2 separate regions of the Mus musculus genome follow, and region 1 is linked to region 2. Evidence: chromatin loops called from intact Hi-C (ENCODE). Cell type or tissue: heart. All regions are shown on one strand. Links, peaks and the distances in the headings refer to the core of each region. The heading gives the core; the rest is flanking DNA. Region 1 holds the start of B230219D22Rik (RIKEN cDNA B230219D22 gene). Region 2 holds the start of Ddx46 (DEAD box helicase 46).

What was found. A loop is a pair of places that touch in the nucleus more often than their neighbours do. Peaks named below come from ENCODE experiments on the same cell type or tissue, not always from the same donor. Only the 100,000 strongest peaks of a DNase experiment are listed, where the experiment ranks them.
Region 1: a loop joins it to region 2, with 3 times the contacts of the local background. A loop is called at or near these places in 3 of 42 quality-filtered maps.

The regions. Positions count from the first base shown.
Region 1 is chr13:55,684,301-55,700,279 of GRCm38, forward strand. It overlaps B230219D22Rik (RIKEN cDNA B230219D22 gene), which reads left to right and starts at 8,824. Exons shown (of 2, transcript NM_181278.2): 1 at 8,824-9,047; 2 at 14,773-15,979. The coding sequence starts at 14,776. The coding sequence ends at 15,342. In heart, for the core only: a CTCF peak has its summit at 8,407 (motif pointing right); a DNase peak (open chromatin) is centred at 8,771; H3K4me3 peaks cover 1,398 bases; H3K27ac peaks cover 1,545 bases.
Region 2 is chr13:55,625,475-55,641,453 of GRCm38, forward strand. It overlaps Ddx46 (DEAD box helicase 46), which reads left to right and starts at 9,525. Exons shown (of 23, transcript NM_001282055.1): 1 at 9,525-9,721; 2 at 12,552-12,740; 3 at 14,317-14,460. The coding sequence starts at 9,705. Caml (calcium modulating ligand) reads left to right here. Exons shown (of 4, transcript NM_007596.2): 3 at 3,103-3,168; 4 at 6,335-6,942. The coding sequence ends at 6,526. In heart, for the core only: no CTCF peak of the experiment used is centred there; a DNase peak (open chromatin) is centred at 9,547; H3K4me3 peaks cover 1,789 bases; H3K27ac peaks cover 1,134 bases.

The DNA of each region.
Region 1 (15,979 bases), core at 7,183-9,682, 58 kb after region 2:
GATGTCCTACTCCAATGGGTCTGTAATCAACAGAGACACCTTTGGACGGGTCTTTGAGGGCACATCCAAGGAATGTTAGCTCTAAGAATTGGGAAATGCTGTGTGCAGAGTGTGTGGTGGGCTCAGCTTCTGGAGCCCAGGAACCAGCAGTGCTGCCCGCTCCTTCGCTCTTTCCTGGCCAGTGCACCGCCACTACCGTCACTGTTGGTTTGCTCTCACATACGAACCCACCCACGGGCCTTCTGGGCTAGCTTGGGACTGCTGAGGGAGGCATCATCCTCATGGTCCGACCAGCCCCTCGGGTGCTCAGCCATTCCAGCATGCAGACAGCCATTGTACATCTCAGCCAGTGTTGGTTAAAGCGGGGTGTAGTGGCTATTCCTGGTTGTCAACTTGACTATATCTGGAATGAACTATAATCCAGAATTGGAAGGCTCACCAGTGACCCTAATCTGGAGGTTGGGGCATACAAGTTTCTGACCTGGATCTTGGTATGGAGATCTTGAGGCATTGTGGCTATGGATTCCAGAAGATTAAGACAGGGAAATCTCAGCCGGGCATGGTGGCACACTTGGGAGGCAGAGGCAGGCAAATGTCTGAGTTTGAGGCCAGCCTGGTCTACAAAGTGAGTTCCAGGACAGCCAGGGCTATACAGAGAAACCCTGGCTCGAAAGACAAAACAAACAAAGACTGGGAAATCTCTGAGTTCAAGGTCACCTGGGATTAAAGATGTGGTAGTACACACCTTTAATCTGGGCTACACCTTCTGCTGGAGACTATATAAGGACATTGGAAGAAGGGAGTCTCACTCTCCCTCTCCCCCTCTCCCTCTCTCTCCTTCGCCTGCTTGCCATGTGAGACTGAGCAACTGCTAGATCCTTGGACTTCCATTCACAGCTGCTGCTGACCATTATTGGGAGTTGGGCTGCAGACTATAAGTCATCAATATATCCCTTACTATATAGAGACTACCCATAAGTTCTGTGACTCTAGAAACCCTAATACACAGTATAATAAATCCCTCCCACGCGTGTATTTCTGTCGTTCCTGTTCCTTTAGAAACCCTAACCACACCAGCTTCAGTCCTGCCTTGTTCCTTTCTGTAGCAGACTTTCCTGGAATGATCTCAACAGGGGGTTAAGAATGGTCAGGATGGCCGGGCAGTGGTGGCGCATGCCTTTAATCCCAGCACTTGGGAGGCAGAGGCAGGCGGATTTCTGAGTTCAAGGCCAGCCTGGTCTACAGAGAGTTCCAGGACAGCCAGGGCTATACAGAGAAACCCTGTCTTAGAAGAAAAAAAAAAAAAAAAAAAAAAAAAACTAAACAAAAAAAGAATGAAAACAACAAGCTGGAGAGATGGCTCAGAAGTTAAGAGCTCTGGTTGCTCTTCCAAAGGTTGTGAGTTCAGGTCCCAGCAACCATGTGGTGGCTCATCATCTAAAATGGGGTCTGACGCCCTTTTCTTAGAGGTGTATGTGTAGATAGAACACTAAAATGAATAAAATCTTAAAAAAAAAAAGCAACAAAAAAAGAATAGCCTCATAGACTCACATTTTTCAATGGCTTAGGGAGTGACATTAGGAGGTGCTGCCTTGTTAGAGGGATTGGCACTAGGTTTGGGGCTTTCAAGAGCCCAGGCCAGGCTTAGTGGCTTGCTCTTCCTGCTGCTGCCTGTGGATCTGGATGTAGAACTCAGGTACATCTGCCAGCACCGTGTCTGCCAGCTTGCTGCCATGCCTCCCGACATTGTGATAATGGACCAAATCTCAGAAACTGTATGTCAGCCCCAATGAAATGCTTCTCCCCATCCCGCAAGACAGGGATTTACTATGTAGCCCTGACTGTCCTGGAACTCTCTATGTAGACCGGCTGGCCTCAGACTGCCTGAGATATATCTATCTCGCTCAGCCTCCTGGATGCTGGGACTAAAGGTGTGTGCCACAGCGCTCAGCTCTCAAATGCTTTTGTGAGAGTCAACATGGTCGCAGTTTTCTTCCTAGCCATAGCACACCTGGCTAAGACACTGAGTCAGAAATGTGGAGCACATTCGTGATTCCGGTGCTGAGGAAGCAGAGATAGGTGGTCCCTTGGGGCTTGCTAGCCAGCCAGCCTGGCCTGCTTAGCCAATAAGAGACTGAGGAAATGAGGTAATCGGCAGTGAGGACCAGCGCCTGCTTTGTCCTCAGCCCTCTACTTACATGCACAGAGAAAAAAGAAATCTGAAATTAGATGTTAGACCTTGCTGTCTCTTAAAATCTATCACTTTCTATCTTACAGGTTCTGGCACTTTCCCTAAATTCTTTGTGGTGAAGTTGTAATGTATGGGGGTTTTGGGGTTATTTTTTGTTTGTTTGTTTGTTTGTTTTGTTTTGTTTTTCGAGACAGGGTTTTTCTGTGTAGCCCTGGCTGTCCTGGAACTCACTCTGGAGACCAGGCTGGCCGCAAACTCAGAAATCTGCCTGCCTCTGCCTCCCAAGTGCTGGGATTAAAGGTGTGTGCCACCACTGCCCAGCTTGGTTTTTATTTATTTTTTTTTTTTAAAGATTTATTTATTATATGTAAGTACACTGTAGCTGTCTTCAGACATTCCAGAAGAGGGCGTCAGATCTTGTTACAGATGGTTGTGAGCCACCATATGGTTGCTGGGATTTGAACTCCAGACCTTCGGAAGAGCAGTTGGGTGCTCTTACCCACTGAGCCATCTCACCAGCCCCGGTTTTTATTTTTTATTATTTATTTATTTATTGTTTTTTCGAGACAGGGTTTCTCTGTATAGCTCTGGCTGTCCTAGAACTCACTTTGTAGACCAGTCTGGCCTCGAACTCAGAAATCCACTTGCCTCTGCCTCCCTAGTGCTGGGATTAAAGGCATGCGCCACCACACCCGGCGGCGGCTAATTTTTTTTTAATGTCTCTTTTTCTTACAAACAGTAACCAGTTCTCTTAACTCCTTGTCAGCCCTCCTCCCAGTTTCTAGCCCAGCCCTTCAAATGTTTCTCCTGACTGGTTGTCCCTCAGTTCCTCAGCAGTCTGCTCAAATAGGAACAGTCCCTTCTGTTTCCCCAATACTTGCAGCTCAAAAAGAGTGAATTCTCACACTTGTTGTGCAAACTTTGCTTCTCAATTTAAAACTATTGGTTGAAAGAAGATGCCTACAGCCTGTAGCTGGGCACAAGAGAGGTAGGTGGGGCTTTGGTTCCCCAGCTTGGGGTCTGAGATGGAGGAGGAGAGAGGGAGGAAGGGAAGGAGGAAGGTGCCATGGGGTGGTTGGGTGGTGAGCAGATGGCCACGAGGGGTGGTTGGCCAGTTGGAATAGGAGCAGCCCAGGCGGAGCATGGCGAGTTATATCTTGGGGCAGTTGACAGGGAAGCCGACAAAGTAACATAGAGGGTTGGTGTCTGCTCAGGCCTAGTGCTTGTCGGGCTTATCATAAATATGTTCTGTGTCTCTTCCTTAGGATGAGGTAGAAACTCCCAATTAATATTTACCACCACCACAACTATTCTAGCATGTCTACTCAGCTAAGCTTCTCCTGGCTTGGCTCTCACTCTTCTCACTCTGCCAGCCCAGTCCACCTTCCACTCACTGTCTCCTAACAATATCGTCTCTGGCACAACTCAGCTTCTGCCCAACACTCTCCTGTTTTCACTCTGCTCAGTCTCTCTCTCTCTTTTTTTTTTTTGCACCGACTGTCTTCGCTAACCCTACTCCCCTCTCTTGGCTTCTGCCTGCTTTTTATATCCTCTCCTGTTCCCAGAAGTCCAAGAGGCAACTGGCACTGAAGGTCATAGGGTCAAGCAGTTCTAATGGGCCAGTTGCTTAGCAACTGGGGGTCTTTTAAAGGGCCAGGGACACAAAATAAACCACACTACATACCTCCTATGAGTCTGCCTTTGTGTCTGACATCATTGGAAGTTAGGATTCCCTAAGACAAGCCTTCAGTCCTATTGAGAGCAGTGCTCTCCAGAGACCATTGAAGGCTGCATGCGTGTGGTTTCTCAGAGAACAAGGAGCCAAGCGCAGCCTCTCCTCAGGCTGAGTTGGAGATCTATAATTGCTTTCCTGCTAAACAGTCACTTTCCCAGATGTCTACTCAGTTTGCTTTTGTTTGAGACTAAGCTGCTCTGTTGAGATACCAAATCTTTCAAGTTCAGACTCCATTTTAGAGAAGTTGACCTAATTTTGAACTCAGGTAAACTAGCAGGCTGGTAGCTAGTATTAGTTTCCAAGTTGCCCTCCAACAAAACCCAAGCCTAACTCTAGTCTCTAGGCTAATACCCAACAAGACCAGAGTTTCCAGGTTACACCATCAACAAGACCAGTGTCTCCAGGTTATTTCCCCAACAAACCTGCACCCCAGGTTACAAGCCCACCCCCTGCCTAACGATCACCAATGCAGAGAGGAGCAGAAGTTAAGTTTATGATATGACTCCCAGGCTAGTGAGATGGCTCAGTGGGTAAGAGCACTGACTGCTCTTCCGAAGGTCCAGAGTTCAAATCCCAACAACCACATGGTGGCTCACAACTGCCTGTAATGAGATCTGATGCCCTCTCCTGGTGTGTCTGAAGTCAGCTATAGTGTACTTCTATATAATAATAAATAAAGCCGGGCGTGGTGGCGCACGCCTTTAATCCCAGCACTTGGGAGGTAGAGGCAGGCAGATTTCTGAGTTTGAGGCCAGCCTGGTCTACAGAGTGAGTTCCAGGACAGCCAGGGCTATACAGAGAAACCCTGTCTCAAAAAAAAAATAAAAAATAATTAAATAAATAATTAAATAAATCTTTGGGCTGGAGCAAGCAGGGACTGAGCGATTGGAGTTGACAGGGTGAGCAGGGCCACCTGGAGTGAGAGGGGTTGACCAGAGCGAGCAGAGGTCCTAAAAAAATTCAAATTCCCAGCAACCACATGAAGGCTCGCAACCATCTGTATAGCTACAGTGTACTCACATACATAAAACAAATAAATCTAAAAAAAAAAAAAAACAAATGCTATGACTCCCAGCACCAGCCAATTGTGTTAAAGGGCACAGGAGCTTTCCAATTAGATGCTCGTGCATGCACTCTATGCTTACTCTAAAGCCTTGCCCCATAGACATTCGGGGCTCCCCCCCCAAAACCATCCTGTGTGATGGTGGTGTGTTGGGTGGGCCCAAGCTAGCACGAATAGAATAGAGATCCTGCTATGAGCTACATCAGATCAGCTTTTGTGTGTGTTTTGGGGGATCACTAACATTTCCCTGGCACAACACTGTCAACTGTTCCCAACCTGTGGGTGGAGACTCGGGAGATCCTCTATCTCCAAAACATTTTAGGGTTTCATGACACTAGCAAAATTTCAGTTATGAAGTATCAACAAAATAATTTTATGGTTGGGGTCACCACAACTTGGAGAGCTATATTAAAGGGTCATAGCAATAGGAAGCTTGTGAACCACTGTTCTTTGTAGTCCTGGCTGTCCTATAACTGGCTGTGTAGACCAGACTGTTGAATTCATAGAGATCCTCCTGCCTCTGCCTCCCCAGTGCTGTGATTAAAGACATGTTCCACCAAGTCTGGCTTTTGTTCAGAGTTTTTACTGGAGGTCAAGTCGGCAGATCACTGTCCTGCGGCTAATCTGTCTCCAGTTTTACTGGAGATGGTACTGATATGGTGCAGCGTGGCAGACCTTGGCTGAATCACTTTGATAGACAAGTCTCCAAGCCCCAGGCCAGCACAAACACTATACTGGCTAGTTTTGTGTCAACTTGACACAAGCTGGAGTTATTACAGAATAAGGAGCTTCAGTTGGGGAAATGCCTCCATGAGATCCAGCTGTGGGGCATTTTCTCAAATAGTGATCAAGGAAGAGAGACCCCTTGTGGGTGGGACCATCTCTGGGCTGGTAGTCTTGGGTCCTATAAGAGAGCAGGCTGAGGGGTTGAGGATTTAGCTCAGCGCTAGAGCCCTTGCCTAGCAACCCCAAGGCCCTGGGTTCGGTCCTCAGCTCTGGGCGGGGGGTGGGGGACAAAATAAGAGAGCAGGCTGACCAAGCCAGTAAGTAACATCCCTCCATGGCCTCTGCATCAGCTCCTGCTTCCTGACCTGCTTGAGTTCTAGTCCTGACTTCCTTTGGTGATGAACAGCAATGTGGAAGTGTAAGCTGAATAAATCCTTTCTTCCCCAACTGCTTCTTGGTCATAATGTTTGTGCAGGAATAGAAACCCTGACGAAAGCCGGGCTTGGTGGCGGCACTCTGGAGGCAGAGGCAGGTGGACTTCTGAGTTCGAGGCCAGCCTGGTCTACAAAGTGAGTTCCAGACAGCCAGGGCTATACAGAGAAACCCTGTCTCATAAAACAAAACAAATAAAAACAACAACAAAAAAACCAAAAAACAAAACCAAAAAAAAAAACCCACAAACAAACAAACAAAAGAAACCCTGACTAAGACAAACACAATGAAGCATGGCATAGAGATCACCTCCAAGCTTCAGCCGGAGCTGAAGGTCCTTTAGCTCTATTCAAAAAGAAACTGGCTTGAGCCAGTAACTCTAAATGCAGTGCCAGGACCCTCCTAAGAGCAGCTTGTAAAAGCTAGAAAGATGGCTCAATAGTTAAGAGCACTGGCTGCTTGCTCTTCCAGAGGTCCTGAGTTCAATTCCCAGCAACCACATGGACATTCACAACTATCTGTAATGGGATCTGATGCCCTCTTCTGGTGTGCCTGAAGACAGCTACAGTGTACTCATAAATGAAATAAATAAATCTTTTAAGTGCCAGGGGCCTAGTTTCCAGCCTCTAGTTAAAGCTCAAAAAATGGACACATCAGTACCCTCAATGTCACAGCTCAGCAGCCAGAGCTAGCAATTGAGTGCCCTCCTTTTTATGAGCAGGAAGGTGGACTTCCAGGCTCACCTCTCAGCTCTCTGACTCCCAGATTTCTGCAGTCTAGCTGCTACAGTGTAGCCACCTGCTAAGCTGCTTCTGGGCTGCCAGCTCCAAGCTTTAGGCTGGCTCCTCTTAAGTTGTGGCCGAAGTAAGGCCCATTGGAGCAGCTGCCAGTGGTTCTCTCTATCAGACAGGAGTCTCCTTGGCAGCTCTGGGATTTGTGGGTTTTTTTTTTCCATTAAAAAAAAAACAATAATAGCAAAACTATGTTGTTAATGCCCGCTTTAGTACCTTTGAAGAGAGGGGCTGTTTGCTCCTTGGGTACCATGGGGAATCTAGGGTTATTGTTGCCTCCTGCTGGGGAGGTTTTGGTTTTCCCTCAGAAGTCTATTTAGAGACAGAAGACTGTCAATTTCCTTCTTTCTTTCTTTCTTTCTTTCTTTCTTTCTTTCTTTCTTTCAAGATTTATTTATTTATTTCCTGTATGTAAGTGTACTGTCACTGACACACCAGAAGAGGGCATCAGATCTCATTACAGATGGTTGTGAGCCACCATGTGGTTGCTGGGAATTGAACTCAGGACCTCTGGAAGAACAGTCAGTGCTCTTAACCACTGAGCCATAACTCCAGCCCAATACTATCAATTTCATGTTCCGGGCTTATAGTAAGAACTCTGAATCCAGGATAATTCTACAACCAAGCGACTCAGAAGGAAATACCGCCAAATGGAATTAGGCTAGTGGTTCCGCCTTTTAGGATAAAGGATATGGCACATTGTAGAGATGTCAGGGATTAAAAAAAAAAAAAAAACTAAATACTACAGGGCACCCCACATAAAATACCTTAATTATTACACATCTTACATCTGAGAGCCCTAACACCATCACCATCTGAATATTCTCATGTTTGGATATGGGCAGTCCTGCCCTACCCACCCTTAAGAAACTAAAGGGCAGACACTGAGTCTTTTTGTTTGTTTGTTTGTTTGTTTGGGGAGGGTTTCAAGGCAGGCTGTCCTGGAACTCACTCTGTAGACCAGGCTGGCCTCAAACTCAGAAATCCGCCTACTTTTGCCTCCCAAGTGCTGGGATTAAAGGCGTGCGCCACCACTGCCCAGTTTTGAGTTGGTTATTTATTTATTTAGCCATTGTGGGATTTCAGAATCATTTTTATTTGCATTTCCATGATGACTAAGGATTTTCAACATTTCTTTTAGATTTATTTGGGAATACTTCTGCTGCCTGGAGATGAGCTAACTTGAAGCCCAAGGATAGTAAGTACCATGGCTAGAAAATTCTCAAAGACTGAGGTAAGGCTGGGAGCTCCACCTTACCCCTGAGATGCTAGCTGCAGGAAAGAAGCAAGCTTTACTGGTACCTCTGCTGTGAACCCTGACCATGATGAGTCACCCGTGTGCCTACTCATATTGCCGTGCCTAACATTTCTGCTGGTTTATTTTTGTTTGTTCATGCTCTGTAGCCCAGGTTGACTCCAAACTCATTTTATGTATATGAGTACACTGTAGCTCTCAGACACACCAGAAGAGGGCAATCAGATCCCTTTACAGATGGTTGTGAGCCACCATGTGGTTGCTGGGACTTGAACTCAGGACCTCTGGAAGAGCAGTCTGTGCTCCTAACCACTGAGCCATCTCTCCAGCCCCCAGACAATGAATGAGTCTTAAGGGCTGCAGACAGGCATGAGCAAACATCGTTTTCAAACAGCTGTGTAAACGGCTTCTGGACAACTGCAGCGGGCTTCAAACGATGCCTGCGTCACGGAGTGACCCTGCATTCTGGGAAGTCACCGAGCCGACCATCCGCTCGCTCATCTTGGCGGGACTGGAGCTCCGCACAGGGACCGTCCGCTTCGCGCGCGCCTGCGCACTCCGTTCGCGGGCCGCGCGAAGAGTCTCGCGATACTTAGGCGTGCCTGCGCCTGCGCAGGCGGCGCTCACATTCCGGGGCTGTGGCGGCTTCTTCCTCCCGCGTCCGGGGCCCCGCGGTGAGGGCTCCAGGGAGTCGGGCGCTGGCGTGGCCTTCGCCGCCGCCGCCGCCGGCCCTCTGCCGTGACTGGACAGGGCCGCCCGGAGCGGGCGCGGCCGGAGTGAACGGAACGGGCGGGAGCTTTCCTGCCTATGGGCGGCCCCTGGGCGCTCTGAGGGCCGGGCTCCGAGCGGCCGAGGTAGGGCGCGGGGCGGCGGCTGGCGCGGGGCCCGGCGAGCGGGATGCGGGATGCGGCGGCGAGCGCGGGCGCCTCCTTCCTCCGGGGCGGCCTCCTTCCCCGCGGTACTTCCGCCCGGGCGCCCGCCGGCCTCGCGGCAAGCGGAAGTCACGGCGCGGGCCGCGCAGCCAGGGCTGCAGGGTGGGCGCGGGGCCGCAGTCTCGCCCTGGAGCTGCGGTCGTCCCCGCATCCCGAGAGCGCGGCGGGGAACGCCTCGGGGTCCCGTTAGGATGCTGACTTGGGGAAGCGCCGTGGGGCACGGCTAAGGAGCGCAGAGAAGACAAAGGAGACCGTTATTTATGTTGTGTAAACTTCTCGGGAGGCGGGAGCGGAGCAGCATCCTCAGTGGTTGACACGGCCTCCCACACTTGTTTAGAATTATAAAATCATATGTGATTATATACAGTAGTTAGCTAGATAGTAACAAAACACCGAGGGTTGTGGGATATTTGATCCTTGGAGGAGAACGGCGTGTGGGCCTTTGAAGCTTTGCTATATTTACAAAGCTTAAAGGTGCCTTGTGAATTTACTAAAAATAGTTTTTTTGGGAGCAATGTCTGCCACATTCAAGGTAAAAAAAAAAAAAGAAAGAAATGTGATTGTTTCATTGGAAGACGGCAGGATTAAACACCCACAGTAAAACTTAAGGGAAAGCAGGTCGCAGCAGACCTTCAAAACTACTAATTTAGTCACAGTGAAACTCCTCGCTGGCTTCCTTAAACTTACCGGTGCACCATTTTAAAAGATGCTTCTTCGTTTGTTTGATGTGTGCAAGGCATTGGGGTCCACCCCTAGTACCACAAACAAAACAAAACCAACTGTAGCCTTTGCTTTGCAACACGATTTGTTCTGTTAACTCCTAGCTTATGTTCCACCCACGTCTTAAGAGAAATTCCTCCGCCCACTTTTCTCAAATGTAACCTGCATCATTTTAGTGAACTTTGCATGGAAAGAATCCAAGAATAGCTGGGAAAAAAAGCAGTTAAGAGCGTGTACCAGGCTTGAAGAGAAGTAGGGTTTGGCTCCCTGCACTACGGTGCACTGGGAACCAAATGTAACTCCATGTGTTGCACCCCGGGGGGACTCACACTCATTTGTTCTCATGTAGACAAGCATAATTTAAAACATAAGGTAATAGCTGACCAAGCATGTTGGTTAACACCTTTACACCCATTACTTTCTTGGTGAGGCAGGAGGATTGTTATGAAGACAAACCTCAAAAATTAAAAATCCCCAAAAGCAAACCAAAGAATTATCAGCAGGTAGGTCTTAGAGTGGAAAGAGGTAGGCATTAATGCTAATGTGTTAGCCAAATGCTGAAATTTATCATGCATGTAAATATATGTGGTGGTTTTATACACAACGGACTTTATAGTGCCGAAATAGGTTGTAAGAATATTTTTTCTGGGCTGGAGAGATGGCTCAGTGGTTAAGAGCACTAGTCGGTCTTCCAGAGGTCCTGAGTTCAATTCCCAGAAATCACATTGTGGCTCACAACCATCTAAATAATGGGATCTGATGCCCTCTTTTATCATGCAGACATACATGCAAATGGAGTACGCATATGTATATAAGTAAGCTTTTTAAAAAGAATATTTTTTTCTATATCTGGAAGTCCCGTGTGTAAGAGAAAGAACTCCCACCTTACTACCTCATTTTTTGCTTTCTATGAAGCTCAGGGCTCGCTATGCCTCTGGATTCTCTGATTCAGCTTTCCCAGATAAGATTTGCAGGCATTCTTGCACATCTGTGTGTGCACATGTGTGTGCATTCGTATTGCCTAAGTCAGTGCCAGGCGTCTGCCTTGGTTGCTGCACTCCATCTTGGTTTTTGAGATAAAGTCTCCTACTGAGCTTGATCCTGGAGCTCTCAGTGTCACAGCTGACCAGTGCCTTATAGGACTCTGCTACCTCCCTCCTGGGGCTACAGACACAGGGCGCTGTACTTGACAGTTTTGTGTATGCTGGAGATCCAAACCTGAGCCAGCGCCAAGGGTTTGTGTTTGTTTGTTTGTTTTGTTTTTTGAGGCCCTGGCTGTTCTGGAATTTGCTTGCAATATCTAGAGAAAATTTTGGTTGTCATAAACTTGGGGAAAAGCACTATTACATCCAGTGGGGTTCTGTTAAACAGCCTCAGTGTAGAGAAGACATGCCTGGCTGCTCAGTGTAGAGAAGACATGCCTGGCTGCCATGACTATGCCATGCCAACACCAATTGTTGGCTCTCTTTTCAGATTATCTGAATTCCTATTTGCTTTGTAATCTCCTAATGAGTGTCCTGTCAGGTTGCTTGAAGTCAATTCCCATTTCTTTAAAGAAAGGAAAAACAGCCTTGTGTGTGTGTGTGTGTGTGTGTGTGTGTGTGTGTGTGTGTGTGTGTGACTATTTGTGTTGATGCAGTGGGCAGTGGCCAGGGTATTGAGTGCCCTCTGTCAGTCTCTCTGTCTTTCCCTCCCCTTGTCTGGCCCCCCCCCCCCCCCCCCCCCCCCCCCCCGTCAGGTTTTCTTTGTGTAGCCCTGGCTGTCCTGGAATTAGCTCTGTAGACTAGGCTGGCCTTGAACTCATAGAGATCACCTGCCTCTGCCTCCTGAGTTCTGGGATTAAAAATGAGTCACCACAGCAAGGCTCTACCTGTCCTTTTGAGGCAAGGGTCTCTCCCTGAACCTGTAGCTTTTTTTCTCAGCTAAGTTGGAATCTCAAGCACCATTGATCTTCCTGACCACTCCTATCAGTGAGCTGTGTGCTTAGGCAAAACTGGTCAGTAGGGTAGGTGCTGATATCCTAGTCCTTAGGATAGTGCATCCAGCACTGTTAACTGCTGAGCCAGTCTCCAGCTCCTGTTCCTCTTTCTTTCTTTTTTTTTTTTTTTTTTTTTTTTTTTTGGTTTTTCGAGACAGGGTTTCTCCGTATAGCCCTGGCTGTCCTGGAACTCACTTTGTAGACCAGGCTGGCCTCGAACTCAGAGATCCACCTGCCTCTGCCTCCCAAGTGCTGGGATTAAAGGCGTGTGCCACCACGCCCGGCTGTTTCTTTAACAAAACATACTCTGAGGATTCCGTGCAAAGTGGCTGATATAGATAGAATGCTCAGAGAACAACTTTAGGCCAATATGTTTAAAACTTACCTTGGGGATTTCTCTTTTCTTTTCTTTTCTTTTCTTTTCTTTTCTTTTCTTTTCTTTTCTTTTCTTTTCTTTTCTTTTCTTTTTTCTGTTGTTGCTTGTTTGTTTTCCAAGACAGGGTTTCTCTGGCTCTCCTGGAACCCCTGTAGACCCGGCTGGCTAGAAACAGATCCAATTGCTTTGCCTCTTTGCTGGGATTAAAGGCATGTGCCAACTCTTATTTGTTTCCTGAAATTAGAATGGGAGCTAGTGAAGTAAGTATTGATAGTTAGGTCTTATATCTTTGAGAAGTGAGTAAAAATTATTCCTTTTAATATTTTTGTTTTTCTTTGACTAGTTTTATAATTTCAAGTCTGTGTTGCTCTGATCATACACAGATAGCTTCTCAATGTATTTTTTACTTCATAATTGAAACCTTAAACTACCTGGGCAACAATTCTGTTGATTCTCAGCAGAAACTGAGCTGAGTACCATGTGCTCTGCAGTATGAGACCTCTTTCCTGTGCTGTCAGGAGCCAAGTGCCTTAGTCTCTGCTCCGGGAGGAGTGCAGCTCTATGTGTGTGGAGGATGCCATTTCAGGCGGGACCTTCATATGCACATTCACGGCCTTGTCTTTCTTGCCTTAGTGTAGTATTTCAGCCTGAAAACTTGTTGCACATGTGGTGCAGACTTGTATAGAAAGAAAAAAAATCACAGACAAAACAGTGACTTTGGACTTGTTCAGAGCTCTGTAAAGCAGATGACCTGTTTGACATTAAGTATATGTCTTGGGAAGAAATGGTATTTGATTGTTACCCATATTTTTGTTTTTGAGATGGTTTCTCTGCGTTAGCCCTGGCTGTCCTGGAACTCACTCTGTAGACCAGGCTGGCCTCGAACTCAGAAATCCACCTGCCTCTGCCTCCCAAGTGCTGGGATTAAAGGCGTGTGCCCCCACTGTCAGACGATGCCCATATTTTTGATGTTCAGGTCTTGACTGTGCTCATCTATTTTAGCTGATCAGAGCTTTCGGTTAGCCTCTGTGCTGATACTGCCTTTTGTTTAGATAGAGGCCATCTGTGTGCTGGGCCAAGACATTGTGTTCCTTGCTTGACGCTATCTGGTTTTGAAAAGTGTAACTCACACTAAGGATTCTGTATAAATTATTCATTACCATAATGACTAGGTGTCCCCCTTGTGGAAACTGATAGGGTTAAGAGCACACAAGTGAGAATGTACCCAGGAGGCATGCCAAGGTTATACAAGGACAACCATTTTTATACGAGTTCTGGGGTTTTATTTGTGTTGAAAATTTTTTAACATTTATTTCTGTGTTTGTGTGTGTGTATGTATGTATGTTGTGCAAGTATGTGGATATCAGTGAACAACTTGAGTAGATTTTCCTACCTTTCTGGTCATGGGAATTGATTTTATATGTCAGGTTTGGTGGCAAGGGGCTTTACTTGCTGTGACATCTTTTTGGCCCTTGTTTTAGATTTTATCTTTGTAGGGTTTAATAATGTAAAAGGAAAAAAAGCCTACAAAATATTCATTTTCTACTTGCATCAGCCTTAATCAGAATATTATAGGTATTAAGTTAGTGTTTTGAGTTCTGTTTTCAGAAGAATTTAGATTTTTTTTAAAGATTTATTGTTTGTACATGAGTACACGGTAGCTTTCTTCTGACACACCAGAAGAGGGCATCAGATCCCACTACAGATGGTTATGAGCCACCATGTGGTTGCTGGGAATTGAAATCAGGACCTCTGGGAGAGCAGTCAGTGCTCTTAACCACTGAGCCAACTCTCCAGCCCTCAAGAATTTAGATTTTTAAAAAATAATTGTATGACTGTTTTGCCTACATGTATGTATGTTTACCATGGGCATGCTTGGTGTCCAAGGAGATCAGAAGAGGATGTCAGCCCCCTGGAACTGGAATTATTACTGAGGGTGTGAACCACCATGTAGGTGCTGGAACCTGAACTGTGGTCCATTGCAAGAGCAGCAGGTCTTCTGCTGAGCCTTCGTTTCATCCTCTAGTTGAGTGACCTTATGTGACAGTTGTTCTACCTATAACTGAGAAAAACATGACTCTTTGATGCTGTTTGTGGTGTGACTTTTTGGGGAAGGCATGGACAACACTATGCATTCTAGGTCAGGCACCAGCAAATCAAAGAATTCTAGACAAGGCTGGCTTAGTGAACCAGCCAGTTAGGTTACTTACAGCTGTATAGGTAGGTAACTCATCACTGAACAAGCTACCCAGCATGGGGCACAACATATAAAAGCCTCATCCCTAGAACTCCAGTCCACCTGGGAACTCCTGGGTCTGCTACTGGTTTTATAAACTTGTAGGGGAAGGGAGAGTAAATATTCTAATTGACTCTTCTGGGCCTCTGTCCTAAAGTAAGGAGTGCTGTAGTTGGGTGGGAGTAGGGAGGCTGTCGCTGTCGTGGAACAGTATGCTTTGGAGTCTACCCTATTGCCCTAATTTTAGGTAGTCTACATAGTTGTTAAAAGATGGTTTTCCCATTGCATGCTATCATACAGATAGGTATTCATACGCATTTGTCTCTGTTTTTGGTAGAAAATGATGCACCCCGTTGCCGGCAGTAATCCAGCGTTCTGTGGGCCTGGCAAGCCTTCCTGCCTCAATGAAGATGCCATGAGAGCTGCTGATCAGTTCGATCTGTATTCCTCCCAGCAAAACAAGTACAGCCACACAGTCAGCCACAAACCAATGGTTTGTCAGAGGCAAGACCCATTAAATGAAACACACTTGCAGCCTACCAGTGGCAGAAACATAGAGATAAAAGATGAACTAAAGAAAAAGAAAAACCTCAATCGATCTGGTAAGCGAGGCCGGCCTTCGGGAACTACCAAGTCAGCAGGATACCGGACCAGCACAGGCAGACCCCTGGGAACTACCAAAGCAGCTGGATTTAAAACAAGTCCAGGCAGACCTTTGGGTACAACCAAAGCTGCAGGATACAAAGTCAGCCCAGGGAGACCTCCAGGTAGCATTAAAGCTCTGTCCCGCCTTGCAGATCTTGGCTATGGCTGTGGCACTGCTGCCTTTCCTTACCCTATGATGCATAGTAGAGTGGTGCACGGGCTTCAGGAAACGAGTGGTGAAGTCAAGCCGCCCAGCGAGTGAGCGAGGCAGGAGAGCAGGCGTTAGGAGCAGGTTGTTAGTTACCCCAAAGCGTCTTGTTTTAATTTGACATGCTCTTACCACGTGGACTCCCCAGTGCTGTTTCTGTTGGCTCTCCCTCACCCTGCACTTCTTTTTCTTTCTTTTTGGCTTAGAAGTTGCCACAATTGAGAGATGCACTTTGGGCAGGAGTAGTACATTGTGTCTGTATTGTACACAGTTCACTCACAACCCTCAGCAGCTAAGTCATTTTTGTTTTCCCTTTGTGCTGTTCTAAGTGGACTCCTCCCATGCTAAGCAGCTGCCCAAGTTAACTTTTATTTGTGAGTAATCCATTGTGAGGCATTGTAACTGAAGGGGCAGAACAGCAACTAGTGAGCAGATCAGAGGGATGGCTGTGTGAGTTTAGAACTCTGAAATAAGACGCAGCTGTCTGGATGCTTTGGAACTTAAAACACAGCTTCTTATTTATTGATTCGCATGACATTAGTTGATCATTAATACTAAAGCGTTGTTTAGTATCTGCCTTGCAGAGATTATAGTTACAGGATGTGTGTTTTTCAATTGCCTAAGAGTATAGGCAGCGCCGGGCGTGGTAGCGCACGCCTTTAATCCCAGCACTTGGGAGGCAGAGGCAGGC
Region 2 (15,979 bases), core at 8,274-10,773:
GGGTGAAATACAGGCAGTTTCATCCCAGAACCGGAAGTCCAGATGCTTATATATACTCTGTATTAGCTAGTAGTTTTCCAAGTAGTTTGAGGCATTGAAATGTACTCCTTGTGGTTCAGTGTAGATTGGCATTGTCTATAGTTCAGAAAGGGTTTCTGCAGTATGTAATGTAGTAGCCTCATAACGACAGTTCCTGATGGGACGTAGAAGAGCGCAGAAAGACACAGTTACAGTTCAGTGTCTTGGTGAGAGCTTTTTTCAAAAGATCTATTATTAGTTTATTTTTGTGTTTTGCCTACATGTATGTATGTGTACCATGTGCATGCCTGGTGCCTCCTGAGATCAGAAGAGGGTGTCAGGCCAGGCGGTGGTGGCGCATTAATCCCAGCACTTGGGAGACAGAGGCAGGTGGATTTCTGAGTTCGAGGCCAGCCTGGTCTACAGAGTGAGTTCCAGTACAGCCAGAGATACACAGAGAAACCCTGTCTCGAAAAAAAAAACAAAAAACAAAAAAACAAAACAACCAACCAAACAAAAAGGTGTCAGATCCTCTGGAACTGGAATCGCAGGCAGCTGTGAGCGACCATGGGGGTGCTGGGAACTGAACTCAAACACTGTTACCCAACCAGCCACTGCTCCAGCCTCCCAATGTCTTGATTTGAAGTAGGACCATTCAATAGTCATTTTAAGAATGCTTACTGTATATTGGGTATGTACAAAACATCGTAAGGCAAAACAAGTTTTAAAATGTGCTTTATGCAGCCAGGCATAGTAGCTCATGCCTTTAATCACAGCGCTTGGGAGGCAGAGGCAAGCAGAGCTCCGAATTCAAGGCCAGCCTGGTCTACAGAGCAAGTTCCAGGACAGCCAGGGCTTCACAGAGAAACCCTGTCTCAAAGACAAAGCAAAACAATATAACAACAATAACAAAACCTCTGATTTTATGCAAATATTTTCTTAAATAGAATCTGTTCAACAGATTTGATTGTCTCTCTGATGATAAATTCTCACCATAACAGAGGCCAGATGATTTTAGTCTGCGAGCCAAGAGCTGCTCTTATTTAAGGGCTCTGTGCTGTCATGATTCAAAAGCTATGCCTGGTTTTTGTTTTGTTTTGTTTTGTTTTGTTTTTTGTTTTTTGAGACAGGGTTTCTCTGTGTAGCCCTGGCTGTCCTAGAACTCACTCTGTAGAGCAGGCTGGCCTTGAACTCAGAAATCCGCCTGCCTTTGCCTCCCGAGTGCTGGGATCAAAGGCGTGCGCCACCACTCTCGGCTTTGTTTTTTTTTTTTTTAAAAACAAAGATTTGTTTATTGTATTTGTGTGATTGTTTTGCTTACATATATGTATGTATACTCGTGTGTGCAGAGTACCTTCCCGGTCAGAAGAGGGTGACAGAGCTCTGTGGAACTAGAGTTATAGGTGGTTGTGAGCTGCCATGTGGGCACTGGGAATTGAACCCGGTTCTTTTGCAAGAGCAAGAAGTGTTCTTTCCCACTGTGCCATCTATCCAGGCCCAGTGCCTCATTTCTACGTAAGGATTTTTGTTGTTTTGGTTTTCGGGTTTTACTCATATCAGATATTCAGTTGTTTGTTTCTTGCCTCTGCCACAGGACAATGTTTGTTCCTTTGCCCCTTTGATGACCTTTTACATCTTAGTAATAATTATGTAGAATAAGTGCCATATTGATCTTTTTCCTTTTGTTGAAAATGAGATATCAAGCTGCCAAGCTTTTTTTTTTTTTTTTTAATTTACATTGGTGTTCTTGTATGTCTGTGTGAGGGTGTAAAATCCTCTGGAACTGGAATTACAGACAGTTGTGAACTGCCATGTGGGTGCTGGGATTTGAACCTGGGTACTTTGAAAGAGCAGCCAGTGCTCTTACTCGCTGAGTCATCTCTCAGGCCCCCACCCTACTCTGTTTCAAGAAAGCCAGGTTGTTGTTGTCAGAGGGATCTGTGGCTTCCCTCGGAAGCTGGGTTTATGCAGACTTTTAGTCATTTGTCAGTCTCCTCCAGGGGAGAGAGATGTTACTGTACCACTTTTTTTTTTTTTTTTTTTTTTTTGAATTTATTTCTAAATGTCACATAGGTCAAAGATGTCTCAAGAGAAACCTGGATATTTTTTTTTTAAGATTTATTTATTTATTATATGTAAGTACACTGTAGCTGTCTTCAGACACTCCAGAAGAGGGCGTCAGATCTTGTTACAGATGGCTGTGAGCCACCATGTGGTTGCTGGGATTTGAACTCTGGACCTTCGGAAGAACAGTTGGGTGCTCTTACCCACTGAGCCATCTCACCAGCCCGTTACTGTACCACTTAATGTTACCAAAGAAGGTAAGCTTTGGAGCCGGGCTTGGTGGCGCACACCTTTAGTCCCAGCACTTGGGAGGCAGAGGCGGGCGGATTTCTGAGTTCGAGGCCAGCCTGGTATACAGAGCGAGTTCCAGGACAGCCAGGGCTACACAGAGAAACCCTGTCTTGAAAAACCAAAAAAAAAAGGTAAGCTTTGGGCTGGGCTCTTTAGGGCACTTCTAGGACTCTGAAGTCTGAGGTAGCAGAATCATGAGTTCAAGGCCAGCCTCTATAGTCATGGTTCTCCACCTTCCTGCTGGACCCTTTAATACAGTTCCTCATGTTGTGGTGACCCCCAACCATGAAATTATTTTCATTGCTACTTCATAACTGCAGTTTTGATGCTGTTATGAGTTGTAATGTAAATATGTTTCCTGAAGGTCTTAGGTGCCCCCTATGAAAGGATCATTTGAACCTCAAAGGGCTTGCAGCCCACATGTTGAGAACTGCTGCTCTACATAATAAGATTCTGTCTCATAAAAAAAAAAAAAAAAAAGAATAGATTGTTGTGTAAGAGAACACATTTGGAGAGGGAGCACACTGAAAAATTACGTTTGAGCGTGTTTTATGGTTAGAGACTCAGACCATGTTATTAGCTTTACTCTTCTACAGAAGTCAGATACCCTCGCCTGCTGCACTAGATGTTTTTCTGTCCTGTTTTGCCTTTATAGCCGCTGTTAAGTTGATTTATCATGATACGAGTAATTCTACTGGAAATACTTAATTTTATTTTTTATTTTTACAGTCTATATTCGCTCCATTTCTCACTTTGCAGCTTGCATACATGGGACTATACAAATATTTTCCTAAGGTAAATTTTAAGTCTTTTCTTAATTATGATGTATTTAGATTGACTCGTGACTCCATAACAGTTAACAATTTAATTTACTTGTGTGTGCATGCATTTGTGTGTATGTGTAGGATACGAGAGTGTGGACCTGCCTTTGTGGCAGTCAGAGGACAACTTTCCGGATGGTTTTCTCATGCCTTGGCTTTGAGGGATCAAACTCAGTTGTCAAGCTTATAAGCAGGCTCTTGCCTGCTGAGCCGCCTTGATGGCGGCTGACTCACTGTAAGAACTTAAAGGCTGGGAAGGTGCCTCGGTGCTTAAGAATACATTCTGCTCTAGAGGACCCAAGTTCGATGCCTAGCTCCCACGTCAGGGGGTTAACAGTTACCTGTAACTCCAGCTACAGCTACAGTGGGACCTAACTTCTTTGGCCACTGTGGGTACCTGCACTCATGTATGCATGCCTACACAGATACACAGAATTAAAAAATACAAATAAATAATTTTTAATTGAAAAAAAACTAAAAAAAAAAAAAAACCAAACAAACCTTAAGGGAAACAGTTACACTGATCTGAGTTAGTGCTACAGGAGAATAAATACAGACATACAGACAGACAGACAGACAGACAGACAGACAAACAGTAACATGCTGTCCAGCCCGGGGTTACAGAGATAGCCCAGTGTTTATGAGCCTTTACTGCTCTTGTAGAGGACCTGATTCAGTCCCAGTAGGCACACTGGCGGCTTACAAGTACCTATAATCCTAGCTCCAGAGAGCCTGATGTCCTCTCCTGGCACGATGACAGTTGCTTGTGCCCAGGGCTGAACATGTACTCAGAAGGAGAGGACACAGAGCATGGTGCTGTGTCCAACCCTCAGCACACACACAAAAAAGGAAAAAAAACAAAACAAAAGAAATCAAAACCTATTAACCTCATCAGCCTGTGAACCTGTATTTTCTCCCCTCGAAGCCCCAAGTGAGGAATATCTAACCCAAAGTGAGCTTTCATAGTCCAAGTCTCTTGTTTTTCTTGAAGAAACATCTACATATGGTTTCTTCAGCTCTCACTCTACCATCCACAACTGCAGTAGATCTTCCTTCTCTCTTTTTTTTTTTTAAAGATTTATTTCATATATATGAGTACACCGTAGCTGTTTTCAGACACACCAGAAGAGGGCATCAGATCCCATTACAGATGGTTGTGAGCCACCATGTGGTTGCTGGGAATTGAACTCAGGACCTCTGGAAGAGCAGTCAGTGCTCTTAACCACTGAGCCATCTCTCCAGCCCTCTTCTCTTTTTTTAAGTTTATTTATTTGCCAGGTGGTGGTGGTCCATGTTTTAATCCTAACAGTTGAGAGCCACAAGCAGGTGGATCTTTGAGTTTGAGGCCAGCCTGGTCTACAGAAGGAGTTCCATGTTAGCCAGGAACCCTGTTGATAGGGAATCTTGTTTATTTGGTTGTTTTGATACAGTTTCTTTGTGTAGTCCTAGTTGTCCTAGAACTTACTCTACAGACCAGGCTAGCCTAGAACCTAGAAATTCCCCTGCCTTTGCCTCCCAAGTGCTGTTATTAAAGGAATATGCCACCCGCATCCGGCAAGAATATCCTAGTATGAGTCTTTATGTGGACATAAGCTTTCATTGCTCTTGGTTAACTATATAGCTTTTTATATATTTAAAGTTGCTGAGTTACCAGTAGCTATTTAGTGATACTAAATAAATAAATTTTAGAGATCACCTTTGAATTCCATTAAAAAACTGAATCTGGGGGCTGGAGAGATAGCTCAGCGGGTAAGAGCACTGACTGTTCTTCCGAAGGTCCTGAGTTCAAATCCCAGCAACCACATGGTGGCTCACAACCATCTGTATTGAGATCTGACACCCTCTTTTGGTGTGTCTGAAGACACCTACAGTGTACTTATATATAATAATAATAAATAAACCTTAAAAAAACAAAACAAAACAAAAAAAAAAAAACTGAATCTGAGGCTGGAGAGACAACTCAGTGGTTAAGCTTCTATCACACCAGTGCCAGGGCATCTGATGGCCTCTTCTGGTTCTGCAGGCACCAGGCATGCATGTGGTATGTGAACATACATGTAGGCTAACACCCATACACATAAACTAAAGATAATTTTACAAAAACAAGACTAGTGGTGGTGGCGCACACCTTTAATCCCAGTACTCCAAGGCCGAGAGGCACGCAGATCTTTGAGTTCCAGGACAGCCAGGACTATACAGAGAAACCCTGTCTTGAAAACTTAAAAGAAAAAAAGCCTAGTGTCAGGGGATAGCACTCTAGCAGGAGTGAGGCTCTGAATCTGAACCTAGCATCTTGTGGATCTGAGCATCGTGCTTAGAGCCTATGAATCCAGCCATTGGGAAGGGGAGGTAGAAGGGTCAGTAAGTCTTCGACGTGTAGCAAACTTGAAGCCAGTGTGGGATCTCATATGAGATATATGTGGGATATCACATATGTGGGATCTCATATGTGAGACTCAGCATATGATATCATTCTCTGCTGCTCTGACAGGACGCTACTCATCTCTGAAAGCTTCTTTTCTCTCTCCTCTGAAACCCTTCCCTATATGTTTCTGTATGTGGTGATATACTGGACATCAGAACTGCCAGATCCCTTCCCTGTGCTTTGTTTACATAAGACACCAGTGCAGTCTCTGTGCCATTTGGATCCCTATGTTACACACTATCATTTCATTCATAGCCTCATATCCAGTTTTATTTTTTCTCATTTTTTTTACCCTGTTGTCATTGTGTATCTCAAAAGTTGTTACTATGTCTTGTTTCCAAAATGACACAGTTAATTAATTAGGGACTTTCTACAGGGCCCTGGCTGTCCTAGAACTCACTATGATCCCAGACTGGCTTTGAACTCACAGAGATCTGCCTGTTTCTACCTCCCAAGTGCTGGGATTAAAGATGTGCTGCATCTTGGCTAGGCAAAATGACATAGTTATAAAACAATTTTGCTGGGCATCCTGATGTCTCCTATTGCCTAATAATCCTCGGATTTACCTATTGTGCCCAGTAAGTGTTGTCATGTTATTGTTCTGACAGTTCATTAGCAGTTTTGACAACTGAGGAGAGACGGCATCTGTCCTGTCTGTAGAGCGCAGGCGTAGTCTGCTGAGAGCAAACGATTAACTTCCCTTTCATCTGTACAGGGCGAGAAGAAGGTGAAGACGACGGTGCTGACAGCTGCGCTGTTGCTGTCTGGGATTCCCGCTGAGGTGATCAACCGGTCCATGGACACCTACAGCAAGATGGGCGAGGTCTTCACGGACCTCTGCGTCTACTTCTTCACCTTCATTTTCTGTCATGAACTGCTTGATTACTGGGGTCCTGAAGTACCCTGAAACCCGAGGAACTTAGAAGTTTACAAATGACAACAACTTCTCTTTTACACTGCAGAGTCTCTAAAAGGGGCAACTTGGTTTATACCTTCATCAAAATCTTTGGCTTTACAGAAATCCAATGTAATCGTTTCCCTGATTTAAAAGGGTTGACTTTGTATCAGTACTGGTCTGAGTAACCAACTAGGTTAACGAACAGCACTAACGATTTCTCTTGTTTAATTAGAAGTCCAATCTTCCACTTTTCCTCTAATGTCTGAGATTTGTAATCCCTCTTGTAGGCCCAGGCTAGTCCTTTTAGGCGACTAGATAGACAGGTCTCAGCCTGCCTAAAAGACTGCACTTTGTATTTCTGTCATTCCTTCCTGAGAAATGAAACCATCCTCAAAATAAAAGCGAATGGAATTAGATTGACTAATAGAAGTCTGTACATTTTATTTTTAAAAATTTGAACACAAAGCCTGAAAGAGGTAGCTAGATGTATCGTTTCTTGAGTCGATGTACACGTACATATTTAAAGGGAGACGTGGTTACAGTTTGTACCCGTGGGCCGTAGTGGAGCTTGGAGACAGGATGCCTGCCTAGCACTAACGCTGACGTTTGAGGGGTGGGCAGTTACCCAAGTATTTATACGTTATTTTTTAAAGATTTATTTATTTATTATAGGTAAGTACACTATCTGTCTTCAGATACCCCAGAAGAGGGCATCAGATCTCATTACAGATGGTTGTGAGCCACCATGTGGTTGCTGGGATTTGAACTCAGAACCTTCGGAAGAGCAGTCAGTGCTCTTACCCACTAAGCCATCTCTCCAGCCCTATGCATTTTTTTAAAGGTTTATATTCTATGCATCTTGTATTCATCTCTTTTTTGTTTAGATTTAGTTTTATTTGATGTGTCTGCGTGTCCTGCCTGCATGTTTGCCTGTGTACCTTGTGCATGTCTGGTACTTGCAGAGGCCTGAAGAGGGAGTCAGATGAATCCCCTGGAGTTGTAAACAGTTGCGAGCGGCCCTGTGGGGACTGGGAACTGAATCAAAAGTCCTCTGCAAGAGCAGACAGCAATTGCTCTTAACTGTGTACCTGCCTCTCCAGCTCTACCAAAAATGTGCTTCTCTAGTCACAGTCATAGTTGGGAATTTTCTCTTGTACATTCTCACAAGTGTGTCTTTGTCTTTTGCCTTGACTTTCTGTGCTGCAACCAAACTCAGGCCTTGTGCACACCAGCTTGGTGGTCTGACATTGAGCTACATGTCTTTTAAGATTGTTCCTATTAGATTTATTCATTTTATCTTGTGTGTTTTGCCTGCCTGTATGTATTTATACCATATGTGTGCTTGGTGCTTAGGGAGGTAAGAAGAGAGCATTGGAGCCCCTGGAATTAGAGTTATGAATGGTTCTGAACCACCGTGTCTGTAATGGGAATCGAACCCAGATCTTCCGCAGGAGCAACAAGGGCTCTTTACCTCTGAGAAATCTTTTTAGCTATGCAGAGTATCTTTTAAAACCAAACTCGAACAGAAATGTTAAATTTGGCTGGGCAGTGGTGGCACACACTTTTAATCCCAGCACTTGGGAGGCAGAGGCAGGTGGATTTTTGAGTTCGAGGCCAACCTGGTCTACAGAGTGAGTTCCAGGATAGCCAGGGCTACAGAGAAACCCTGTCTTGAAAAAAAGAAAAAAAAAAAAAAAAAAAAAGAAACCAAAATTCTGGTCTACAGAGTGAGTTCCAGGACAGCCAGGGCTACACAGAGAAAGCCTGTCTCAATAAACAAAGAAAACAAACAAACAAACAAACAAAAATAGGCCAGGCAGTAGTGACGCATGACTTTAATCCCAGCACTTGGGAGGCAGAGGCAGATGGATTTCTGAGTTCGAGGCCAGCCTGGTCTACAGAGTGAGTTCCAGGACAGCCAGGGCTACACAGAGAAACCCTGTCTCAGAAAACCAACCAACCAACCAACCAACCAGCCAACCAAAAACCAATGACCGCACCTGCCAATGGTGTGATGCATGGCCCCAGGCATCCAGGTGTTCTTCTAGAATGCATTGTCTGTTCCTTTTCTGGTTTTGAGTTTGTTTTAAAATAGTTGCTCAGTGGTTCCCTTTATTAGGCCTAATTGGTTTTCATGAAAACATCCTTTTCCTAGGAAGGCATAGACGCCTCCATTTTTTGCAGTCATGAAGTTAGTCTTTTGCAGTCTTGGAGGACCTCTGTAGGTAGGGAATCTATTTGCTCTTGCTTTGCTTTGTTCTACCAAGGCCAGGTTGTCTTTAATCTGATTGGTCATTTGAGGTGTTTGTAGGCATAGGAAATCCTTTGGGAGGGCTTCTTTGTTCCAGTATAGGGGTAAGTTCGGTAAGTAAAACACTTAAAGGACAGGTCAAAATGTGAATATAAAGATAATAAGCAGAAATGGAGTGATCCAGACAAAGAGCCAGAGCAAGAGGGAGGCCCGTGCTTTTTGTCTGGTGCCTTTGGGCCCCATTTCCTGAGCGGTTGAACGGATCATGTATTCCCCCCTGCCCCGAAAGCTTCCCAGTGTTAAGAACTATTATAATCCTTAGTGCAGTTTATCTCTGTTCTGTAGATTCTAAGTCTTCACATCTCATATTGAAGAGTCTTTCCTCTTCAGTATGATGCTCCTTGTGTCGAAGACACATCACTACTATTAGTTGTCAGGATCTGGCATACACATAAGTGACTCAGTACGGAGCATATAAGGAGACAGGAGCATTAGTTAATGCAGATTAAGGCAAACAGACACACTCCCTGGGAGAGCCGCAGGCTGCATTAGGTTCCTCGGTGGTCTGCAGCGAAGACCCTTTGCAAGGCTGACCTGGCTGATGGCACACTCCATAGCGCCAAAAAGGGCTGCGGGTTGCGCTAGAAAAGTAAGTTGTTGCTGCCGGCGCAGCCCGCGCCGCGCGGCCTCCAGTCGGTTGGTGGCGCTCTGGAGAAGCAGCCGCTTCCTTCCGCCCGCTCCTTCCTTCCGCACCCCGGCACCAGCACATCCTGTTTTCGTTGGCCACGCTCTGATGGCGGTCACTGCTGGAGCTCTGTCCATTTCGTAGGACCGGTCCTCGCTCGGTACCGTGAGAGCTTGCTGCCTCCCTCCTTTGTCCTCTTCATAGGCCTGCGCATCGTCCCCGAGGGCGCAGGCCTTCTGCTGGCCGGCAGCATGGGCCGGGAGTCTCGGTGAGTCCGCGGGCGAGCGGCTTCTTGGGCTCGGAGGGGAGCGAGCGGGTGGAGGGAGCGGCGCTGCGGGTAGAGTGCGGGTGGCCGCGCGTGTGGCTGCTGAGGACCCGGTCACCCGGGCTGTGACGAGGCGCAGCTGGCATGCAGGGCAGCCGATTGCCGTGAGCTTGCGACCACCGGTCGAGCCCTGAGCGGGAACAGTCCCCCTGACCCCACCCCGCCCATCACGGAGCCTCCCGCCTCATCCCCCGGGTCAACCCAGAGCCGGTTCACTCCCGTTCCTCTTCGTCTTCACAACATTGTTTGCCTCCACTCTGGGTTACTTTCGTGCGCACGTGGGCCTCTCTGCCTAAGTCATTTAGAAGGAGCGTATGCAGGCCTTTTTTACGCACCTGCTATATGTGCAGGACCGGCTTTTATTGGGTTACAACAAAAACACCTGTTCCATGGCCATTTATTCCGCGGATACATTTTGTTACTATGTTGCCTGCTTCTTTGTGAAACCTTTCACGCGGGCACCTTACGGTGTCTTCAAAACTTTAGGTTTTAATAACGGATTAGGACCTTGAGGTAGATGATGATGATATTATTACTACTACTACTATTATTATAATCATCATCTTGAAAGATGAGATGACTGGTATGTATGTAGCCAGTCTGAAAGGTACTGTGGTTCACTGTGTAGGGAGAATGAAAACTTGGCGTACTGGGTTAAAACTTAGGTTCAGGGAAACAAGCCAAGTGTGAGTGGAGCAGCTTGAAATTTTTGCAAACCAAAAAAACCTGTAGCATCTTCCGTATAAAGGGTGTATTGCCAGTGACCATGGTTCTTTTTTTGGGGGGGTGGGGGGTCCGAGACAGGGTTTCTCTGTATAGCCCTGGCTGTTCTGGAACTTACTTTGTAGACTAGGCTGGCCTCGAATTCAGAAATCTGCCTGCCTCTGCCTCCTGAGTGCTGGGATTAAAGGCGTGCGCCACCACACCCGGCCTGAATTACCTTTCTTGATCTTGCTGTTATAATTATTATATTTGTATTGCTGGAATCAAAATAACAATAAGACCTTGCCATTTTTTGACTTAGTATCTGTTGGATCCTGTTACTTTCAAGAGGAAATTCAGACTCCCCAGACCTTTCGCAGAAGGTCCTTTTCACCCATTTACCTGCGTACAGTTGACTTCCTGTGGTGCCTGGCTTCCGCTCATCTGGAGCTTTCTAGGTAGATCCTGAGAAGGCTCAGAAAGCGAATGGATTGTTGATTCCTAGTAATGGCAGCCTTCAGTGATGGCGAGGAAGGCTGCTATGAGCTGATGTCAGGGCCTCACACATTCGGAACATGGGCTGGACGACCATGGCCTCTCCCCTCAGCACAGCCTCCCTTTCCTGCTTATTCTGGTCCCATGTGGAGACACCCAGCCCTTCTCTCTTGCCCTCATACTTGGTATTTAATTCATAATTAAGATGAGTCAGTGCTAGTGTTTTGGGCTTCTATGTTTTATCTCCACTGGAGATCTTGGTATTTCTCAGCATCTACTCTCGCTATTCTGACCTAAGCGGGGCTTCTCTGAAGCCGGATGCTTGCTTCAGTCTCATGGTTTCTCTCCTCCTGTTGCCTCCTCCGTTTGATCTGTTCTGTGCTCAGCAACAAGACAATACTTTCGTTTTTATAGATACAAGCTGCGCTTCCAACTGCCAGAGGCACTGCCTCCACCCCTGAGTGCTGGCATTGCATACCTGATTCTTGAGTGATAACTTTAAAAATAGTCATGCTTAAACATCTTCCGGTAACTTTTTCCTTTTTTGTTATTTATTGTAAGAATATTTACTCATGGGGCTGGAGAGGTGGCTCAGTGGTTCAAAGCCCTGGGTTTGCTCCAGAGGATCCAGGTTCAATTCCTAGCATCCACGTGGCTCACAGCTGTCTGTAACTCCAGTTCCACGAGTGCGCGCGCGCGCACACACACACACACACACACACACACATTTGTCCTCAGGTATATACATATACATATACACATAAATTAATTAAAATATTTATTTAGAGATGAGAACATACTGATCTTAGCCTGATTGACATAGTGATCTTTCCTCAGTAGCTTAGACACCTTAATAACACTACAGGGGGCTGCTGCCATATGTGGCCCTATAGCTTTTTATCTTACTCGGAGTAAAAGACAGTCATTGTAAGACCCGGTGAGGTTCTCCATATCTAAGTATTTTGCTATTTCTCTGATCTTGTCTCGTGGTGCTCTCTTGAGTTCTTCTCTCCTTTCCTCCCCCCCTCCCCTCCCCTCCCCTCCCCTCCCCTCCCCTCCCCACTTCTCTCCTCTTCTCTTTCCACTTCTCTCATCTTTTCTTTGAAACAGAGTCTCACTGTGTAGACTAGACTGCTGTGATCTCAGAGATGCGCTTGCTTCTGTCTCCTGAGTGCTGGGATTGAGGCATGGCCCCCACCCCTGGCCCACTGACTAGTTTGTGTAACTGTCTTCTTGCCACTTTTCCTTCATGTGCCGGTCTGGACTCCTTCCCATGAGTTTGCCCATGTGCCTTTCGCCTGGAAGGGCCCCTGCCTGTCTGCATGGCTCCTGCTTATGTTTCCTTCTGTGGTTTCTAAAATGTCACTTCATCTTGGCTGTATCTTTTCTGTGAGTTTTTTTTAAACATAGAAATAGACAGCCGGGCAGTGGTGACGCATGCCTTTAATCCTAGCACTCGGGAGGCAGAGGCAGGTGGATTTCTGAGTTTAAGGCCACTCTGGTCTACAGAGTGAGTTCCAGGACAGTCAGGACTATACAGATGCTAAGTTTGATCTTGGATTTGATACTGTTGTAGCCACTACCGAAAACGCTCAGCATCTCGAGGTCGTTCTGGAAGTCGATCGAGGAGTCGCTCACCCTCTGACAAAAGAAGCAAACGTGGGGATGACAGACGCTCTCGGAGCAGAGACAGAGACCGGAGGAGAGAGAGGTCTCGGAGTAGGGACAAGAGAAGATCTCGGTCAAGGGACAGGAAGCGCCTGAGGTAAGACGTCCAGTTCTGCAGAACCAGTGATACTGGGCCTTCCCGGATAAATTGGGCTTCTCCAAAGCTGTGTTCTAGTTTGGAAATTAGTGGCCCGTTTGTGGGCCTCCTGCTATTTTTTTTTTTAACCATTGTTTGATTAAGCACAGGACTTGTCTATAAAGAGAGTCTTAAACGGTATCTTTAAGCTTGGAAACTTTAGATTGTGTTTTCTGTAATCCAGAGAGAACCTTGAAGTCCCTGAGAGAGATAAAAGTAAGATAATATGCTCTGCTCGTGCAGATTTTATTTGATTCTGCCCAAGAGGGCTGACCCTTGTGTGAAGAGTGGCCACTAAAGCAGACACTGGGAAGAAACAGGGCAGAGTTTCTGTGGGCTCTCCTTGCTGTTTTAAGCTAATTTAATGACTGTTCTTAGATTTAAACTGAAAACCACTCCACTTTTCTATTTTCTATTTACTTACATATTTATTCACACCAATGTCAATAGTTACAGCTTTTCTCCATGAAAATGTCTTTAAAAACAGAACGCATGACAGTGTTAAACTAGGACTTTGTCTTCTTAGGATGTTGGAAGGTGAGAATGCTGTGGTCTTAGGACCTGGCACTCCAGAGAAGCAGTTACCCATGACAGTTTAGAGTGTAGGCTTGCTCACCTTCCTGTCATGTGTCCCTCAGACAGCTCTCACAGTTCTGTCAAGCGCTTGTTAAGTAAATCAGTTACTCAATAAGTAACATTCACGGTCCCCTCCCCCCAGTCCCCCCCCCTACCCCCCTCCCTGGTTTCTCTGTGTAGCCCTGGCTGTCCTGAAACTTGATTTGTAGACTAGGCTGGCCTGGAACTCACAGAGCTCCATCCTGCCTCTGTGCGCACCCCCCCCCCCCATATGCTTATCTCTGACTTTATGTGAGAATAAAATTGCAAATTTTAGGTCATGGATTTTGAGGCTGGGTGTGGTTACACATGTTTCTAATCCCAATGCTAGGAAGTCAGAGGCAGGTGGATCCCTTGTGTTCAAGTCAGTGAGACTCAAAACAACAACAGAAACAAGACTGGAGATTATATAGTGAATTCTTCATATTGTCTAGTTGAGGAACTTGGGATCCAGGGAGTTGGGGGTCTGCCCTCTGTCACGTGGTAACTAGCAGCTCTAGGGGAGAAGTGTCACCTCTTAGTCTTAAGATTCTGATCTTTGAGCCAGGTCTGTCTGTGTCCTTATGAAGGCCCAGGCCTCCCCTCGGCAACACTTCCCCCTTGCTGAGATTAGGAGTTTGATTAGCTCAGCCAGTGACCAGGGCTGAGCTGCAGCTCTAGCTGGAGACTGCCTGAAATTTAAAGTATCTGTTACAGCCTGCTGTGTTAGCTAAGGTCACTATGGGAACTAGTGTCCTCCCATTTCCCTCGATTCTCGTGGGAACTGGCGTCCCTTGTTTCCTGTTTGGCTGATTTGGTAGCTAAGTGAGGCTCTGTAAGGCCTCAGCAGTGATCATAATTGTAAGGCCTTTTCGGGTTGGGACAGTCACGGTCTGCAGTAATTCTCTTTGGCCACAAAATAAAAGAAAACTCTTCCCGTCAGGCGCTCCAGAAGTAGAGAGCGAGACAGAAGCCGAGAGCGGAGAAGATCTCGGAGCAGAGATAGAAGGCGCTCAAGGAGTCGAAGCCGGGGCAGGCGGTCCCGGTCCTCCAGTCCTGGCAGCAAAACCAAGAAGACTGAGAACAGGTAACGCCGTCCTCAGACTGCGCCTGCTGCTACAGGCTTTGACGCTCGCTGGGAAGTGTTGGCAGAGTGTTTATTAGGCTGTGGGGCTTATGTTTCAGTTGAGAATAGCAGATTCTATTGTTTTTACACTCCACACTGAACCCTTATTTCTTATTTATTAACGGTCAGAACTTCTGTTATCATCTTTTGTGGGGCAGTGACTATTGTCTCAGGCATGCTGGTCACCATTTGAGGTAAGCCCTCTGTATTCAGCTCCATCCTTGGCCTCAGTTTTGTTTTTTTTTTCTTTGAGATTCTTTTTTCTGATAGTTAGATATTGGTTGACAACTTTTTAAAGATTTCTTTTTATTGATTTATGCATGCCTGTGTAGGTGTGTACAGGCGCATAGGTGCCAGTGGAAGCAGGAGGCCTCAGATCCCCAGGAGCTGGAGGTACAAGAATCTTATTCACTTAGACACTGGCAGATTCTATTGGGTTTTGTTTTTGGTTTTTTGGTTTTTTTTTTTTTTTTTTTTTTTTTTGGTTGGTTTTTTTCGAGATAGTTTCTCTGGATAGCCTTGGCTTTGTAGACCGGGCTGGCCTCGAACTCAGAAATCCGCCTACCTCTGCCTCCCGAGTGCTGGGATTAAAGGTGTGGGGCACCACACCCGGCTCTATTGGTTTTATACTCTACACTGTACCTTATTTAATGCATGTTATTAACGGTCAGAACTTTGTAAGCATCTTTTGTGGTGGTGTGCGCCACCTGCTGGGGGTGCTGGGAACTGAACTCCTTTGCCAGAGCAGTAGTGATTTAACCATTGAGTAAGCTGTGCAGCCCAACAATAGCTTTTTTTTTTTTTTTTGTAGACAGGGTTTCTCTGTATAGCCCTGGCTGTCCTGGAACTCACTTTGTAGACCAGGCTGGCCTCGAACTCAGAAATCCCCCTGCCTCTGCCTCCTGAGTGCTGGGATTAAAGGCATGCGCCACCACGCCCGGCTCAACAGTAGCTTCTTAACATTCGTTGTGCGCCTGTTGAATTGCTGTTTGGGGAAGTGTGGCCTTGGCTTGTGAGAGTTAGTGTGTATGTTTCTTGTGATGCTGGTTAACACGTGGCTGAAAGCCTCTTGTCAGGTCAGCGGGCTTGCTCTCCAGTCTCCTACCACCCGGTAACACTGCTTACTGAAACCACAAGTGTGCTATGTTGACGCTCACCTGTTTCCTGTTTTATCCAGTGTTGGCATCTCTCCAGGGTTGTTTGTTTGACTTTGTAAGTTGTACTTTTATTTTACCAAGGCCAGTGTAATACTGTTGAGGTTTCTTGAAATTAAAAGATAATCCTGGATCCTAGCATTTAGGAGGCAGAGGCAGGTGGATCACCACTCCTGGAACAGTGATTGATGCTTTCACCAGGAGCTGTCTTTAGCCCGTTTTCTCTCTTGACCTTGCTTGTGGGGATGTGGCCATCCATTTTATACTTACTTCAAATTCATACCCCATTCGCCTGACTTACCTTTTATTGTTTGAGGGGCTCTTGC